Linked DNA regions of Homo sapiens: region 1 is linked to region 2. The links are chromatin loops, found by intact Hi-C in ENCODE. Cell type or tissue: Caco-2. All regions are shown on one strand. Each heading gives the region's core, and the rest is flanking DNA. Links, peaks and the distances in the headings are about the cores only.

Region 1 (8,342 bases), core at 333-8,332, 120 kb before region 2:
ATTGGATAAAGAGTCAAGACCCATCAGTGTGCTGTATTCAGGAAACCCATCTCACGTGCAGAGACACACATAGGCTCAAAATAAAAGGATGGAGGAAGATCTACCAAGCAAATGGAAAACAAAAAAAGGCAGGGGTTGCAATCCTAGTCTCTGATAAAACAGACTTTAAACCAACAAAGATCAAAAGAGACAAAGAAGGCCATTACATAATGGTAAAGGGATCAATTCAACAAGAAGAGCTAACTATCCTAAATATATATGCACCCAATACAGGAGCACCCAGATTCACAAAGCAAGTCCTTACAGACCTACAAAGAGACTTAGACTCCCACACATTAATAATGGGAGATTTTAACACCCCACTGTCAACATTAGACAGATCAACGAGACAGAAAGTCAACAAGGATACCCAGGAATTGAACTCAGCTCTGCACCAAGTGGACCTAATAGACATCTACAGAACTCTCCACCCCAAATCAACAGAATATACATTTTTTTCAGCACCACACCACACCTATTCCAAAATTGACCACATAGTTGGAAGTAAAGCTGTCCTCAGCAAATGTAAAAGAACAGAAATTATAACAAACTATCTCTCAGACCACAGTGCAATCAAACTAGAACTCAGGATTAAGAATCTCACTCAAAGCCGCTCAACTACATGGAAACTGAGCAACCTGCTCCTGAATGACTACTGGGTACATAACGAAATGAAGGCAGAAATAAAGATGTTCTTTGAAACCAACGAGAACAAAGACACAACATACCAGAATCTCTGAGACGCATTCAAAGCAGTGTGTAGAGGGAAATTTATAGCACTAACTGCCCACAAGAGAATGCAGGAAAGATCCAAAATTGACACCCTAACATCACAATTAAAAGAACTAGAAAAGCAAGAGCAAACACATTCAAAAGCTAGCAGAAGGCAAGAAATAACTAAAATCAGAGCAGAACTGAAGGAAATAGAGACACGAAAAACCCTTCAAAAAATCAATGAATCCAGGAGCTGGTTTTTTGAAAGGATCAACAAAATTGATAGACCGCTAGCAAGACTAATAAAGAAAAAAAGAGAGAAGAATCAAATAGACACAATAAAAAATGATAAAGGGGATATCACCACCGATCCCACAGAAATACAAACTACCATCAGAGAATACTACAAACACCTCCACGCAAATAAACTAGAAAATCTAGAAGAAATGGATAAATTCCTCAACACATACACTCTCCCAAGACTAAACCAGGAAGAAGTTGAATCTCTGAATAGACCAACAACAGGAGCTGAAATTGTGGCAATAATCGATAGTTTACCAACCAAAAAGAGTCCAGGACCAGATAGATTCACAGCTGAATTCTACCAGAGGTACAAGGAGGAACTGGTACCATTCCTTCTGAAACTATTCCAATCAATAGAAAAAGAGGGAATCCTCCCTAACTCATTTTATGAGGCCAGCATCATTCTGATACCAAAGCTGGGCAGAGACACAACCAAAAAAGAGAATTTTAGACCAATATCCTTGATGAACATTGATGCAAAAATCCTCAATAAAATACTGGCAAAACGAATCCAGAAGCACATCAAAAAGCTTATCCACCATGATCAAGTGGGCTTCATCCCTGGGATGCAAGGCTGGTTCAATATACGCAAATCAATAAATGTAATCCAGCATATAAACAGAGCCAAAGACAAAAACCACATGATTATCTCAATAGATGCAGAAAAAGCCTTTGACAAAATTCAACAACCCTTCATGCTAAAAACTCTCAATAAATTAGGTATTGATGGGACGTATTTCAAAATAATAAGAGCTATCTATGACAAACCCACAGCCAATATCATACTGAATGGGCAAAAACTGGAAGCATTCCCTTTGAAAAGTGGCACAAGACAGGGATGCCCTCTCTCACCACTCCTATTCAACATAGTGTTGGAGGTTCTGGCCAGGGCAATTAGGCAGGAGAAGGAAATAAAGGGTATTCAATTAGGAAAAGAGGAAGTCAAATTGTCCCTGTTTGCAGACGACATGATTGTATATCTAGAAAACCCCATTGTCTCAGCCCAAAATCTCCTTAAGCTGATAAGCAACTTCAGCAAAGTCTCAGGATACAAAATCAATGTACAAAAATCACAAGCATTCTTATACACCAACAACAGACAAACAGAGAGCCAAATCGTGAGTGAACTCCCATTCACAATTGCTTCAAAGAGAATAAAATACCTAGGAATCCAACTTACAAGGGATGTGAAGGACCTCTTCAAGGAGAACTACAAACCACTGCTCAATGAAATAAAAGAGGATACAAACAAATGGAAGAACATTCCATGCTCATGGGTAGGAAGAATCAATATCGTGAAAATGGCCATACTGCCCAAGGTAATTTACAGATTCAATGCCATCCCCATAAAGCTACCAATGCCTTTCTTCACAGAATTGGAAAAAACTACTTTAAAGTTCATATGGAACCAAAAAAGAGCCCGCATTGCCAAGTCAATCCTAAGCCAAAAGAACAAAGCTGGAGACATCACACTACCTGACTTCAAACTATACTACAAGGCTACAGTAACCAAAACAGCATGGTCCTGGTACCAAAACAGAGATATAGATCAATGGAACAGAACAGAGCCCTCAGAAATAACACCGCATATCTACAACTATCTGATCTTTGACAAACCTGAGAAAAACAAGCAATGGGGAAAGGATTCCCTATGTAATAAATGGTGCTGGGAAAACTGGCTAGCCATATGTAGAAATCTGAAACTGGATCCCTTCCTTACACCTTATACAAAAATCAATTCAAGATGGATTAAAGATTTAAATGTTAGACCTAAAACCATAAAAACCCTAGAAGAAAACCTAGGCATTACCATTCAGGACATAGGCATGGGCAAGGACTTCATGTCCAAAACACCAAAAGCAATGGCAACAAAAGCCAAAATTGACAAATGGGATCTAATTAAACTAAAGAGCTTCTGCATAGCAAAAGAAACTACCATCAGAGTGAACAGGCAACCTACAAAATGGGAGAAAATTTTCGCAACCTACTCATCTGACAAAGGGCTAATATCCAGAATCTACAATGAACTCAAACAAATTTACAAGAAAAAAACAAACAACCCCATCAAAAAGTGGGCGAAGGACATGAACAGACACTTCTCAAAAGAAGACATTTATGCAGCCAAAAAACACATGAAAAAATGCTCATCATCACTAGCCATCAGAGAAATGCAAATCAAAACCACAATGAGATACCATCTCACACCAGTTAGAATGGCAATCATTAAAAAGTCAGGAAACAACAGGTGCTGGAGAGGATGTGGAGAAATAGGAACACTTTTACACTGTTGGTGGGACTGTAAACTAGTTCAACCATTGTGGAAGTCAGTGTGGCAATTCCTCAGGGATCTAGAACTAGAAATACCATTTGACCCAGCCATCCCATTACTGGGTATATACCCAAAGGACTCTAAATCATGCTGCTATAAAGACACAGGCACACGTATGTTTATTGCGGCATTATTCACAATAGCAAAGACTTGGAACCAACCCAAATGTCCAACAATTATAGACTGGATTAAGAAAATGTGGCACATATACACCATGGAATACTATGCAGCCATAAAAAATGATGAGTTCGTGTCCTTTGTAGGGACATGGATGAAATTGGAAATCATCATTCTCAGTAAACTATCGCAAGAACAAAAAACCAAACACCGCATATTCTCACTCATAGGTGGGAATTGAACAATGAGATCACATGGACACAGGAAGGGGAATATCACACTCTGGGGACTGTGGTGGGGTGGGGGGAGGGGGGAGGGATAGCATTGGGAGATATACCTAATGCTAGATGACGAGTTAGTGGGTGCAGCGCACCAGCATGGCACATGTATACATATGTAACTAACCTGCACAATGTGCACATGTACCCTAAAACTTAAAGTATAATTAAAAAAAAAAGAAAAAAAAAAAGAAATTTTCATTCCATCTGCAACCTAATTTCCATTTGCCATGTGACATCTAGCCCCAGGCTCTAGGGATTAGGACATGAACATTTGGAGGTGGGAGTGGCTGAGGCATTATTCTGTCTACTTCAGTAAAAGAACTATTAGATGGATAGATCACACATACATACATACATACATACATACATTGAGTTTCTGTAGAGCTGCAGCCTCTCTCATGAAATCATTTTTTATTTTATAAAGCATAATATTCCTAATCCTCATATGAAATTGATGCTTTTGGATTACTATGGCATTGTCAGGTGCTATTCCAAGACATATGAAGACATACTTTAGACAGTCTATTAATATATATTCTATAGCCTGACTCACAGGTTCCAAATGCCAGCTCCACCACTTACACTGTGTGACTTACGCCTTAGTTTCCTCATTCGCAAAATGAAGACAGCATTAGTATCTGTGTCACAGGGTTGTTGTGAGGCTTAAATGAGTTACTAAGCACTTAGAACAGCACCAAGACATAACGAGTACTCGATACATGCTGCTTAGTTTGACTTCATTCATATCTGCCTGAGCAAGAGCTCACAGAAGAATCTCTCCCAGGGCAGGAATGATCAGCCCCAAACTAAAATCCAGTTTTTGTTCTCAGATACACAAGCAGAAAATAGTAACAGATCATTTTTTTAATCCACCTTGGTATATCTGGGTTTTTTTCTTTCCATTTTACCAGACTGAAATTACATATCAGGATGTCTGGTTCAATACTGGGAACCTGGAAACCCTACTGGCTTTCTGCTATGAATTACATGGATTGGGCAAGATAACCTTTGCCCTCAAGAAAGTTGCCACATAATGAGCAGATAGGACGAACAAAGATGGAACATAAGTAAACAAATTTAGCAAAAAGATTTATTTCCAGAGCCTCAGATAGCTTTGATCTAAAATGCAAAGGGAGCAACTCCCCATTTTGGCCTGTTTGCCCCCAGGGGACTGAATCTTGAAGTTGTATGGAACGATTCTCATTGCTAACATCAAAAAAGCTGGACACAAAAGCTTCATTCAAGGCACCTCCTCTACAACTGTAATCATACAGTTGAAGTAAACTATACTTCATTAATCTTTGGGTAAATCTTTCCTCTAGCATCCAGGATTGTTTCTAAGAAAAGGCTAAAAATATGACGAATTTCTCTCTCTAGATTCATTATGCTAAAGGATTATCCAATGCACAAAGCTCAAAGACTATCTCACAGGAGCACACATAGTTCCACAACTAAGCATTACTTAAAACATGAAAATTCCATAAAAAATCCTTCTGATTTTTACTATTTTAAATTGGTAAAGGGCTACTTCTTTCCCATGAAATTACTGCCAAACTGAAATTAGTAAATCTATCTCTATTTACTCTGCTTTCAAGTATTTTGGCAGCCATTCTGACATACAATTCAAAGCACTTAGAAAACTGACAATACCTGAATGTCAACACCGTGGAAGAGGAGTGCAAACTTGATGTTCTGTACTTTATTGTGATTATCAAGTAAAATTAAATTTTATGTTATCAAATACAGCAATTTCTCTTAATGTAGTAAGCTGTATAATTAATGAACTCAGAAACAATTAAATATTGCCATTCAAATATATTTTTTTTTTTTTGAGATGGAATCTCACTCTGTCACCCAGGCTGGAGTGCGGTGGCACTATCTCTGCTCACTACAAGCTCCACCTCCCAGGCTTACGCCATTCTCCTGCCTCAGCCTCCCGAGTAGCTGGGACTACAGGTGCCCGCCACCACACCCGGCTAATGTTTTGTATTTTTAGTAGAGATGGGGTTTCACCGTGTTAGCCAGGATGGTCTCGATCTCCTGACCTTGTGATCCACCCACCTCAGCCTCCCAAAGTGCTGGGGTTACAGGCGTGAGCCACCGTGCCCAGCCTCAAGTATACTCTTACAACACAATTAAATTCAATCTTCAGTAATCCCAAAATTTCATTACCCCTGTGAAAATGTCCTGGATTAGCAGTCTCCTACTTTAAGTGTTTTATGAAAGAATACAGTTTATTTTAGTATAAATAATATAGCCAGACTCTATGAAACAAAAGGTTGAATAATATTTACCTATAGCTCCCATTTAGAAGTACCAAAGTTATGAAGCACATTCATTGGCTACTGTCATATTTATTAGGATTTATGTTTTATCAGATTATAAGCACTCTTTAGTGAAAAATGTTTTTTTCCTCTTTGCTCAGAAAATTGTCCAACACTCCTGGTCCAGTCAAGAGTGAAGCAAAAAACTCCTCAATTTGAATGGCTTTCGTTTGGGTCAATTTATTTGGTTACAGAGAAGTTTTGATAAAATACAAAAAAAAAAAAACCTAAATATTTTTATTGTTTAAAAATATTAATCACTACCCACTAAGTGCCAGGCACTGTTCTAGGTACTAGAGATACATAGCTAAAGGCCACAGCCAAAAAAATGAGTCATTGGGATTACAAATATGGAGCAATGGCTAAAAGTTAGTGCTTGAGAGTAGCTGAAATGGCTGTTGGAGAAGAGAGGAAAAGAAGTGCCATATTCCAGCAGTAGGGTTCAACCAACTAACTTTTTTTCTTTTTTTTTTTTTTATCCAACATTTATTTTAAGTTCAGGTTTGTTAACATAGGTAAACATAGGCCATGGTAGTTTGCTGCACAGATCAATCCACCACCTAGGTATTAAGCCCAGCATCCCTTAGCTATTCTTCCTGATGGTCTCCCCCCACCCCGCTCCCACCCCTGACGGGCCCCAGTGTGTGTTGCTCCCCTACATGTGCCTATGTGCTCTCATTGTTCAGCTCCTACTTATAAGGGAGAACATGACATGTTTGGTTTTCTGCTTCTGCGTTAGTTTGCTGAGGATAACAGCTCCCAGCTCTATCCATTTCCTGGCAAAGGACATAATATCATTCCTTTTTATGGCTGCATTGTATTCCATGGTGTATATGTACCACATTTTCTTTACCCAGTCTGCTATTCATGGGCATTTGGGTTGATTCCATGTCTTTGCTATTGTGAATAGTGCTGCAGTGAACATATATGTGCATGTTTCTTTATAACAGAATGATTTATGTTCCTTTGGGTATATACCAAGTAATGGAATTGCTGGGTCAAATGGTTTTCTGCCTTTAGATCTTTGAGGAATTGCCACACTGTCTTCCACAATGCTTGAACAAATTTACACTCCCACCAGCAGTGTAAAAGAGTTACTCTTTCTCTGCAACCTCACCAGCATCTGCTGTTTCTGGACTTTTTTTTTTTTCTGACTGGCATGAGATGATACCTCATTGTGGTTTTGATTTGCTTTTCTCTAATAATCAGTGATGTTGAGGTTTTTTCATGTGTTTGTTGGCCACATGAATGTCTCCTTTTGAGAACTGTCTGTTCATATCATTTGCCCACTTTTTAATGGGGTTGCTTGTTTTTTTCTTGTAAATTTGTTTAAGTTCCTTATAGACTCTGGATATTAGACCTTTGTCAATGGGATAGATTGCAAAAATTTTTTCCCATTCTGTAAGTTGTCTAGTCATTCTGATGATAGTTTCTTTTGCTCTACAGAACTTTAGTTTAATTAGATCCCATTTATCAATTTTGCTTTTATTGCAATTGCTTTTGGTGTTTTTCATCATGAAATATTTACCCGTGCTTATGTCCTGAATGGTACTTCCTAGATTTTCTTCTAGGGTTTTTATAGTCTTGGGTCTTACATTTAAGTTTTTAATCCATCTTGAGTTAATTTTTGTATAAGGAAGTGATCCAGTTTCAATTTTCTGCATCTGAGCCAACTAACTTTTAAAAGACAGAGTGATGGCTTGAAGATGTGATAAAAATTATTAAAACTCAATAAAAATTTTGAAAGTAAAACAAAGATCCAAATCACATAAGAGAGGCCCAAGAATAAAACTAAGGGAGAGAAAGTATTGACAAACCCAAACACACGCACACTCACCCACCCCCCCACCCACACACACGAAATGATTGTGCACTGTGATGGTTACTGTTGAACATCAATTTGATTGAATTGAAAGGATGCAAAGTATTGTTCCTGGGTGTGCCTGTGAAAGTGTGGCCAAAGGAGATTAACTTTTGTGTCAGTGGACTGGGAGAGGCAGACCCACCCTCAATCTGGGTGGGTACCATCTAATCAGCTGCCAGTTCTGCTAGAATAAAGGAGGCAGAAGAAGTTGGAAAGAGCAGACTTGCTGAGTCTTCCGGCCCTCATCTTTCTCCCATGCTGAATGCTTCCTGTCCTTGGATATCAGCCTCCAGGTTCTTCAGCTTTTGGACTCTTGGACTTACACCAGTGATTTGACAGGGGCTCTCAGACCTTGGGCCACAGACTGAAAG
Region 2 (8,342 bases), core at 166-8,165:
CCATCTTGAATTTATTTTTGTATAAGGTGTAAGGAAGGGATCCAGTTTCAGCTTTCTACATATGGCTAGCCAGTTTTCCCAGCACCATTTATTAAATAGGGAATCCTTTCCCCATTGCTTGTTTTTCTCAGGTTTGTCAAAGATCAGATAGTTGTAGATATGCGGCGTTATTTCTGAGGGCTCTGTTCTGTTCCATTGATCTGTATCTCTGTTTTGGTACCAGTATCATGCTGTTTTGGTTACTGTAGCCTTGTAGTATAGTTTGAAGTCAGGTAGCGTGATGCCTCCAGCTTTGTTCTTTTGGCTTAGGATTGACTTGGCAATGTGGGCTCTTTTTTGGTTCCACATGAACTTTAAAGTAGTTTTTTCCAATTCTGTGAAGAAAGTCATTGGTAGCTTTATGGGGATGGCATTGAATCTATAAATTACCTTGGGCAGTATGGCCATTTTCACGATATTGATTCTTCCTACCCATGAGCATGGAATGTTCTTCCATTTGTTTGTATCCTCTTCTATTTCATTGAGCAGTGGTTTGTAGTTCTCCTTGAAGAGGTCCTTCACATCCCTTATAAGTTGGATTCCTAAGTATTTTATTCTCTTTGAAGCAATCGTGAATGGGAGTTCACTCATGATTTGGCTCTCTGTTTGTCTGTTATTGGTGTATAAGAATGCTTGTGATTTTAGTACATTGATTTTGTATCCTGAGACTTTGCTGAAGTTGCTTATCAGCTTGGACTTCATGTCTAAAACACCAAAAGCAATGGCCACAAAAGCCAAAATTGACAAACGGGATCTAACTAAACTAAAGAGCTTCTGCACAGCAAAAGAAACTACCATCAGAGTGAACAGGCAACCTACAAAATGGGAGAAAATTTTCACAACCTACTCATCTGACAAAGGGCTAATATCCAGAATCTACAATGAACTCAAACAAATTTACAAGAAAAAAACAAACAACCCCATCAACAAGTGGGCAAAGGATATGAACAGACATTTCTCAAAAGAAGACATTTACGCAGCCAAAAGACACATGAAAAAATGCTCATCATCACTGGCCATCAGAGAAATGCAAATCAAAACCACAATGAGATACCATCTCACACCAGTTAGAATGGCAATCATTAAAAAGTCAGGAAACAACGGGTGCTGGAGAGGATGTGGAGAAATAGGAACACTTTTACACTGTTGGTGGGACTGTAAACTAGTTCAACCATTGTGGAAGTCAGTGTGGCGATTCCTCAGGGATCTAGAACTAGAAATACCATTTGACCCAGCCATCCCATTACTGGGTATATACCCAAAGGACTATAAATCATGCTGCTATAAAGACACATGTACACGTATGTTTATTGTGGCAATATTCACAATAGCAAAGACTTGGAACCAACTCAAATGTCCAACAACGATAGACTGGATTAAGCAAATGTGGCACATATACACCATGGAATACTATGCAGCCATAAAAAATGATGAGTTCATGTCCTTTGTAGGGACATGGATGAAATTGGAAATCATCATTTTCAGTAAACTATCGCAAGGACAAAAAACCAAACACCGCATGTTCTCACTCATAGATGGGAATTGAACAATGAGAACACATGGACACAGGAAGGGGAACATCACACTCTGGGGACTGTTGTGGGGTGGGGGTAGGGGGCAAGGATAGCATTAGGAGATATACCTAATGCTAAATGACGAGTTAATGGGTGCAGCACACCAGCATGGCACATGTATACGTGTGTAACTAACCGGCACATTGTGCACATGTACCCTAAAACTTAAAGTATAATAATAATAAAAAAAAACTAGGGCACTAAATTAGTTATAAATTATAGCACACAGATCTTGTAAAAGGAGGTTGGAATAGTCTTACAAAGACACTCATTTCAACTATGACTTAACGTTGTGCTGAGGATCCCAGTCAAGAATTCCTCTCATAAAAACAAAAGAAAGGACCCACTTAAACTGATATTCTTTTTTTATAATTGTGTACCTAGAACATTCAACACAATCAACTGACAATATACCAACACTATCAAGAGTTTAGTAATCTGACCAAGAACTGTCCTAGATGCCAAAAGAGATGACAGCTAACAGTTTTTGAGGGCTATGTACCAGGCACTGAATAAGGTGTTTTTCACGTATTAACTCCTGAGGGAAGCTGCTATTATTATCCTGACTTTTAAATTTAAAAACTCCTAAGAAACAGAGAGGTTAAATTACTTGTGTGATGCCACACAGCTAGCAAGTGACAGAGTTTGGCAGTCTTTGCACATAACCATTACATTACCCCAACAATAAGCAGTTAGAAAATGTAATAAGTAGCCAGGCGAGGTGGCTTATGCCTATAATCCCAGCACTTTGGGAGGCCAAGGCAGGCAGGTCACTTGAGGCCAAGGGTTTGAGACCAGCCTGAGCAACATGGCAAAACCTTGTCTCTACTAAAAAAAATAAAAAATTAGCCAGGCACGGTGGCACATGCCTGTAATCCCAGCTACTTGGGAGGCTGAGAATCACTTGAACCTGGGAGGCGGAGGTTGCAGTGAGCCGAGACTGCGCCACTGCACTCCAGCCTGGGCAACAGAACGAGACTATGTCTCAAAAAAGAAAAGAAAATGCAGTAGATCACAGGATCCCCTTCATAATACAATCAAGAACCACTCAAACAAACAAACAAAAAACACACACTAGGGAAAATGATTTTAAGAGATATATTTTTAAATATTTAAAGCAAGACCAAATTGCAATACTCAAAATTATATTACATGGATGTGAATTCTCCAAAACAACAAAAAAAACTTTGGGGATGGGGTGTGCAAAGGAAGCCTTGCCCTCCAGATAGTCTCATCTTTTGGCCATTTGTCACTTAGGAAATTCTCTGGAGATGGAACTGTGCATGGTGCTCCGGTCATACAAAGATAGCTAAAATTCAGGAATCTGGTTAAGCTACTTTGAGAAAAGGTCTTGCAAAAGAGAAAGGATTAATCAGGAACCCCAAATAATGAATGGTAGGCCATGAAATGAAGGGTTCTGCCACAGCTGTCATCAATGTGACAGCCTGCGGTGGATGAGCAGATCATATCACCACTGTAGCCTTCCACTTACATCAAAGTTGTTGAGCTGAATTCAACATATGCTCCAATCCAACTCTCCTTATTTATAGACAAGGAAACTGAGGTCTAGAACAGGCTTCCCTTCCTAGCTCACAAAATTATTTTAAGGCAGAACCAGAGAGCTAACTAAGCACTCCTCTTCCCCAAGTTTCCTGAAGACCAGTCTGAATATATGTATCCAAATGACTGCACCCATTTAAGCACACTGTATTGAATTTATATTTATAGGCTAAGTCAGCGTTTTCCAACCTTCAGACATTCACCTTCCAGCTTATAATTCTGTCATATTCATATATCTCTACTATTACTCACTTTATATATTTTTTAAATCTATATACTTCTTTACATAAAGTTAGCTTCATCCTAAGCAACAATATTAATAAAATGATACATGAAATGTGTATTTTTCTAACACATTAAGACAAATATGTATCTATTGAAGTTTCAGTGTTTGCATTTGAACCACTCCTCAGAAAAGTAAACCATCCTTTGCTGTATTTGAAAAGATTCTCTCCAGGTGTTCCAAGGAATTCTAATCTGTTTCATGTTAATGGGTGTTATTGATGAAAGAGTGCTTGATCAAATAAATCTGGGGAATGCTACGTTTTTTGTTTGTTTGTCTGTTTGTTTAGAAACAAGGTCTTGCTCTGTCGCCTAGTCTGGAGCGCAGTGTTGTGATCATAGCTCACTGCAGCCTCAAACTGCTGGGCTCAAGTGATCCTCCTGCCTCAGCCTCCCAAGTAGCTGAGACTACAAGCGCATGCCACCATACTGGGCTAATTTTTCTTTTACTTTTTGTAGAAATAGGGTCTTGCTTTGTGGCCCAAGCTAATCTCAAACTCCTGACTTCAAGAGATCCTCCCACCTTGGCCTCCCAAAGTGTTGGGATTACAGGTGTACAGGCATGAGCCACCACAACCCAGAATATTTCTCTGATTATTTAAAAACTCAGAGGTAGGGCATGAAAAAAATGTTCCCTAGTGTGAAACACAGGGTGTTCACAACATTGTGCAATGAGATTCTTCTAACAGGTATAGCACTTATAAGACTTATTTGACCATGAAACCTTTTTTTCTAGACAGTATTAGTAAGGATAACACGTTCTAAGCTGTATTAATTTTCAGAGATTTTGTTTTTCTTTTTGACCCCATAAATGATATAAGTAGATACTGTGTATAATAATTTACACTATATCCCTATTAGCATATTCAGAATATTTTATGGTAGAAAAAAAATGAGTAGAAAAGCATAATATTTCCTCTTGTCATTTTTAAAGTGTCAGCCTCTTGGAGAAAAGTGACACACCTTGTTCAGAATGAAACATCTGCATTAAACTTGGGAATTCTAAAATAATACAAATAAATTTTAATAAGTTATCCAGATAGCCTACATTAGTAAGGCTTTCCATTCATGTTTGTTTTTGTTGTCTTGGGGACTTCTAAACTTCTAGGTGGAACTTTAAGAGTGACATGCCCATAATATCACATTTAATCTGTGGGTGTGACTGGGAGACAATGTATTACTCACCCATTTACAACCCATTAGTTTCCTCTTTCTTTCTCTCTTTTTCTCTCTTTCTCCCTCTCTCTTCCTTTCCTTTCTCCCTTCCCTTCCTCCTTTCCCTTTTCTTTCTCCCTTTCTCTCTTCTCTTTCTTCAATGTTTTGATATAAAAAACTGAAAAGGATATTTATTGCATTTCTATCTTTAAGTATATTTGTGTTATCACAGGAAAAACATCTCATAGTTAACAAACTAATGCTTTAAAGCCAAAATATATGAATATTTCTGTCTAGTGCACTTTTAGTTAAAATTAAGAACTAAGATTCAAGGCAAAGAAATGCTGTAATACTCTTGATTCAGTATTCATGTTAGTGAAACTAAGTACAGTAGTACACTAATAAGGGAGGAAGAATAGTGATGTGTTAAGGACAAAGTGTTTTATCATCCGGCCATACACCAATTTACAGACCATCTCAAGTATGCTACTCTTAAATACTTTTTTTTCCAGCAACCAAAGTTTCAATATATTCTTTTCTACACCTTACAAAAATTATCAAATTTTAGAGCAGATTTTTATTCTTAGAAATGCTTTTTATTCTCTAATTCACAAATATTTATTAATTAAAAAGTTGTGTTCTTCTGAGATTCCTCACCAATCCATGGGGTCAGTTAGATATTTGGGGAGTTGTTCAGCTCTTACAAATACCCACATTTGACACTAATGCACTGCAACAGAATAACCTGAGTAAGCTTGATTCTCTGAAATAGTCAGAGGAACAGAAAAAACAACTATTAGGTACTAGGCTTAGTACCTAGGTGCCGAAATAATCTGTAAAACAAGACCCCGTGACACGAGTTTACCTATATAACAAACCTATGCATGTACCCTTCAACCTAAAAGTTTAAAAAAATAGAGTTTTCTCTCCTCTCTGGTTATAGAGTCAATTGTGCACTGCACTGCATTTATAATGAGGAAATAAACAGCATAGTCTTTTAGTACGGGAGGTAAACAAGAGTTAACTTGTATAAATGTAATTTAAAATGTGTATTCTACTTAATACATGAGAACTATTAAAATACATGTGCATCAAAAACAAAAGAAAAAATAGAAATAATAAATGTCTGATCCTTCAGCAGAATATTTCCCAAAGAGCTCTATTATGTAGCAAACTTCTATGCCATAAGTTTTAAATGATTCCATTTTTCAAATATTCATTTCTGTGTATATTTAAACATCATAGAGTGTCTACTGAATAGAGTTAAGTTTTAATAATTGCAATTCATCTTTTTTAAAAATAATTTACTCTCCATTTGGCTTCTAAAATTTTATTGCAGTATTTAGAAGATTTAGTTAGTTTCTAATAGCTGAAAACCTTCAGACTTCAATGTCACAGTTTGACCCAAATGCACATGGTTCCTGCCCTCTTCAGTTTGTGTCCTGCTGCTTCCAAATGACAAATGTGGGCACTTTGTGTAAAGGCATTGATTACACTGTTAGATAGATTCTAGACATGCTTATTAAAAAGGCATCTTTTATAGGTGAATATGCCTTGCAGGATCTTGTATCCTAGGTGAGGTTATTTTCATAGTTACATATTTAATGATAATAATAACTTGCATCTATGCCACTTTCATATTCTCTTGGCACCAAGTTTGCCTTCCAAAGCAAACTTTGACTAAAGATCTTCAGGGCTCATCCTTAGTTGCATAGGCAAAGAAGTTCTCATACATACAACCATCACACATTTGCAAAACCACCATTTATTAGGGTCTCTTAGAATGAATTCTGTACACATCTATGCTAAAGATGGAAAAGACGTTTCACTTCTTATGCATCAGTAGATGGGTAGTGGGGCCCTCAGAGGAAGCAGTGGGGTTGTTGATCAGCAATACCTACAATGTGTTTAGGAAGAAGGGGAGGGGCAGATGATGTATTGCTCCCTATCCCCATTTGTCATCCCTGAGTTAAAACTTTCTCTCCCATAGCCATTTCCACCCCATCTCCCACAAAAAAAAAAAAAAAAAAAAAAAAAAAATGCACCTAAAGAATGCAGATTTTCTTACTGACTTTACATCCTGATAGAGCAATAGATGATAAAGCTCGTGTTCTTATGGAGCCTAAAAAAGTCTCATAGTATATATACTACTGCCTGTTAGTGCTGAAACCATGAATAAGCATGTGTGAGCTGTTTAGTGATAAAAAGAGAGCAGAGATTTGGGCTATTAGAGGTGATCCTGGCAGTGACATCTGTTGACAGAACTGGGAAGTTAGATTACACCAATAAAAACTGACAGCATAAGGAAAGGGGACCTTCAGGAAGTTACTTTGCCTGATCTTCCACTCATCACACTAGACCACCTCCCTGTAGCTGGGTAGTTAGGCAACCACTCTCTTGTCCTCCTTCCTTCTTTCAAAAGCCCAGTTCATTCCTCTGCAAAATGGAACAATCATGCGTGGAGGTTTACCATAGGCTTAACTAAGATAAATATTAAGGGCTTAGTACAATCCTTGGCAGATAGTTTGCACTTGTTCTGTGTTTTTTCATGATATTGACACAACTGTTCACTTCATCACTATGTACAGGCTCAACCTAAGCAGGAAAGTTGATTTCCGCATGTGTTTGGGAACAGAATAAGCCAAGGCTTCACAAGGAAATATTTAAACATTTAAACGTCATAGAAATTATTACCAATCCCCTTGGCAGTTGCTGCAATGGTAAGTTAACCCCACATGAAATAGAAAATTAAAATAAGTAGCTATAAGATTAAATCAGAAATACTGTGAAACATTTTCTGCTTCCTGTTTCTGGTACCCGCTTCCTGAGGGCACAGGGATGGGCGGTAGGTGGCTAGACTGAATATACCATTATTATTCAGGGAAGTTTCACCTTTATTCCTTTATTGAAATGGGGTGGCTTTTGTTCTTTCGTGTTTTAAGGAATGGGGTGAGGAGTTTAGGAATGGGACAGTATAACTCAGTGGTCAGTAACATACACACTCTGCCATAGCACTTATGAGTTTGTGACCTTAGAAAAATTACTTAACTTCTCTCCATCTCAGTATCCTCATTTGTAAAACAGGCGGAGAAATTCACTAAAAGCCTTTTCACATTGCCTGGTACGTGGTGAGTGCTTAATCATGTTAGCTACTGAAGTTGGTAAACAGTGAGAAATGAAGGAAAGAATGGAAAGAGAGAAAAAAGAAATAGGAGAAGGGAAAGAAGGAGTAAAGCTCTGCTTGGCTTAGCTCTGCAAATCATTTTGGACAGGTGTCTAGAGTCCTGGTTGTCTACATTCCCGGGTTTGCTGATTCAGGGCTCAATACATGACTGCTATTCTAAGGCAGAATGGTGGGGCCACCACTGTCATAGAGCACTTTCTTAAGGAAAGGGCTGTATGAAAAGGAAGTTCCCCATGTCAGGTGCAGTAGCTTATGCCTGTAGTCCCAACATTTTGGGAGGGCAAAGTGGGAGGATAGTTTGAGTCTACAAGTTTAAGATCAGCCTTGGCAACATAGTGAGACCTCGTCTCTACAAATAATAAAAAAAAAATTTAATTAAAAAAAAGGAAGCTCCCAAGAGTGACCCTTGAAATGAATTCTAGGAAAGCTTTTATCATTATCATGGATGGAAAGGAAAATGAGATGTTAGCATCTGCCCCAAGCTTAAAATGTCACCACAATTAACACGGTAGCTCGTTGACACTGGCTCTGCAAAGGAAATTATTCCC

What was found. Hi-C counts contacts between places; a loop is a spot of excess contacts. Peaks named below come from ENCODE experiments on the same cell type or tissue, not always from the same donor. Only the 100,000 strongest peaks of a DNase experiment are listed, where the experiment ranks them.
Region 1: it touches region 2 in a loop (4-fold over the local background); 9 of 110 quality-filtered maps call a loop at or near these places.

Annotation. Positions count from the first base shown.
Region 1 is chr5:40,543,377-40,551,718 of GRCh38, forward strand. No RefSeq gene overlaps it. Among named protein-coding and RNA genes, the nearest start is that of PTGER4, 130 kb to the right of the region's middle. In Caco-2, for the core only: no CTCF peak of the experiment used is centred there; a DNase peak (open chromatin) is centred at 4,885.
Region 2 is chr5:40,662,758-40,671,099 of GRCh38, forward strand. No RefSeq gene overlaps it. Among named protein-coding and RNA genes, the nearest start is that of PTGER4, 13 kb to the right of the region's middle. In Caco-2, for the core only: no CTCF peak of the experiment used is centred there; no DNase peak of the experiment used is centred there; H3K27me3 peaks cover 206 bases.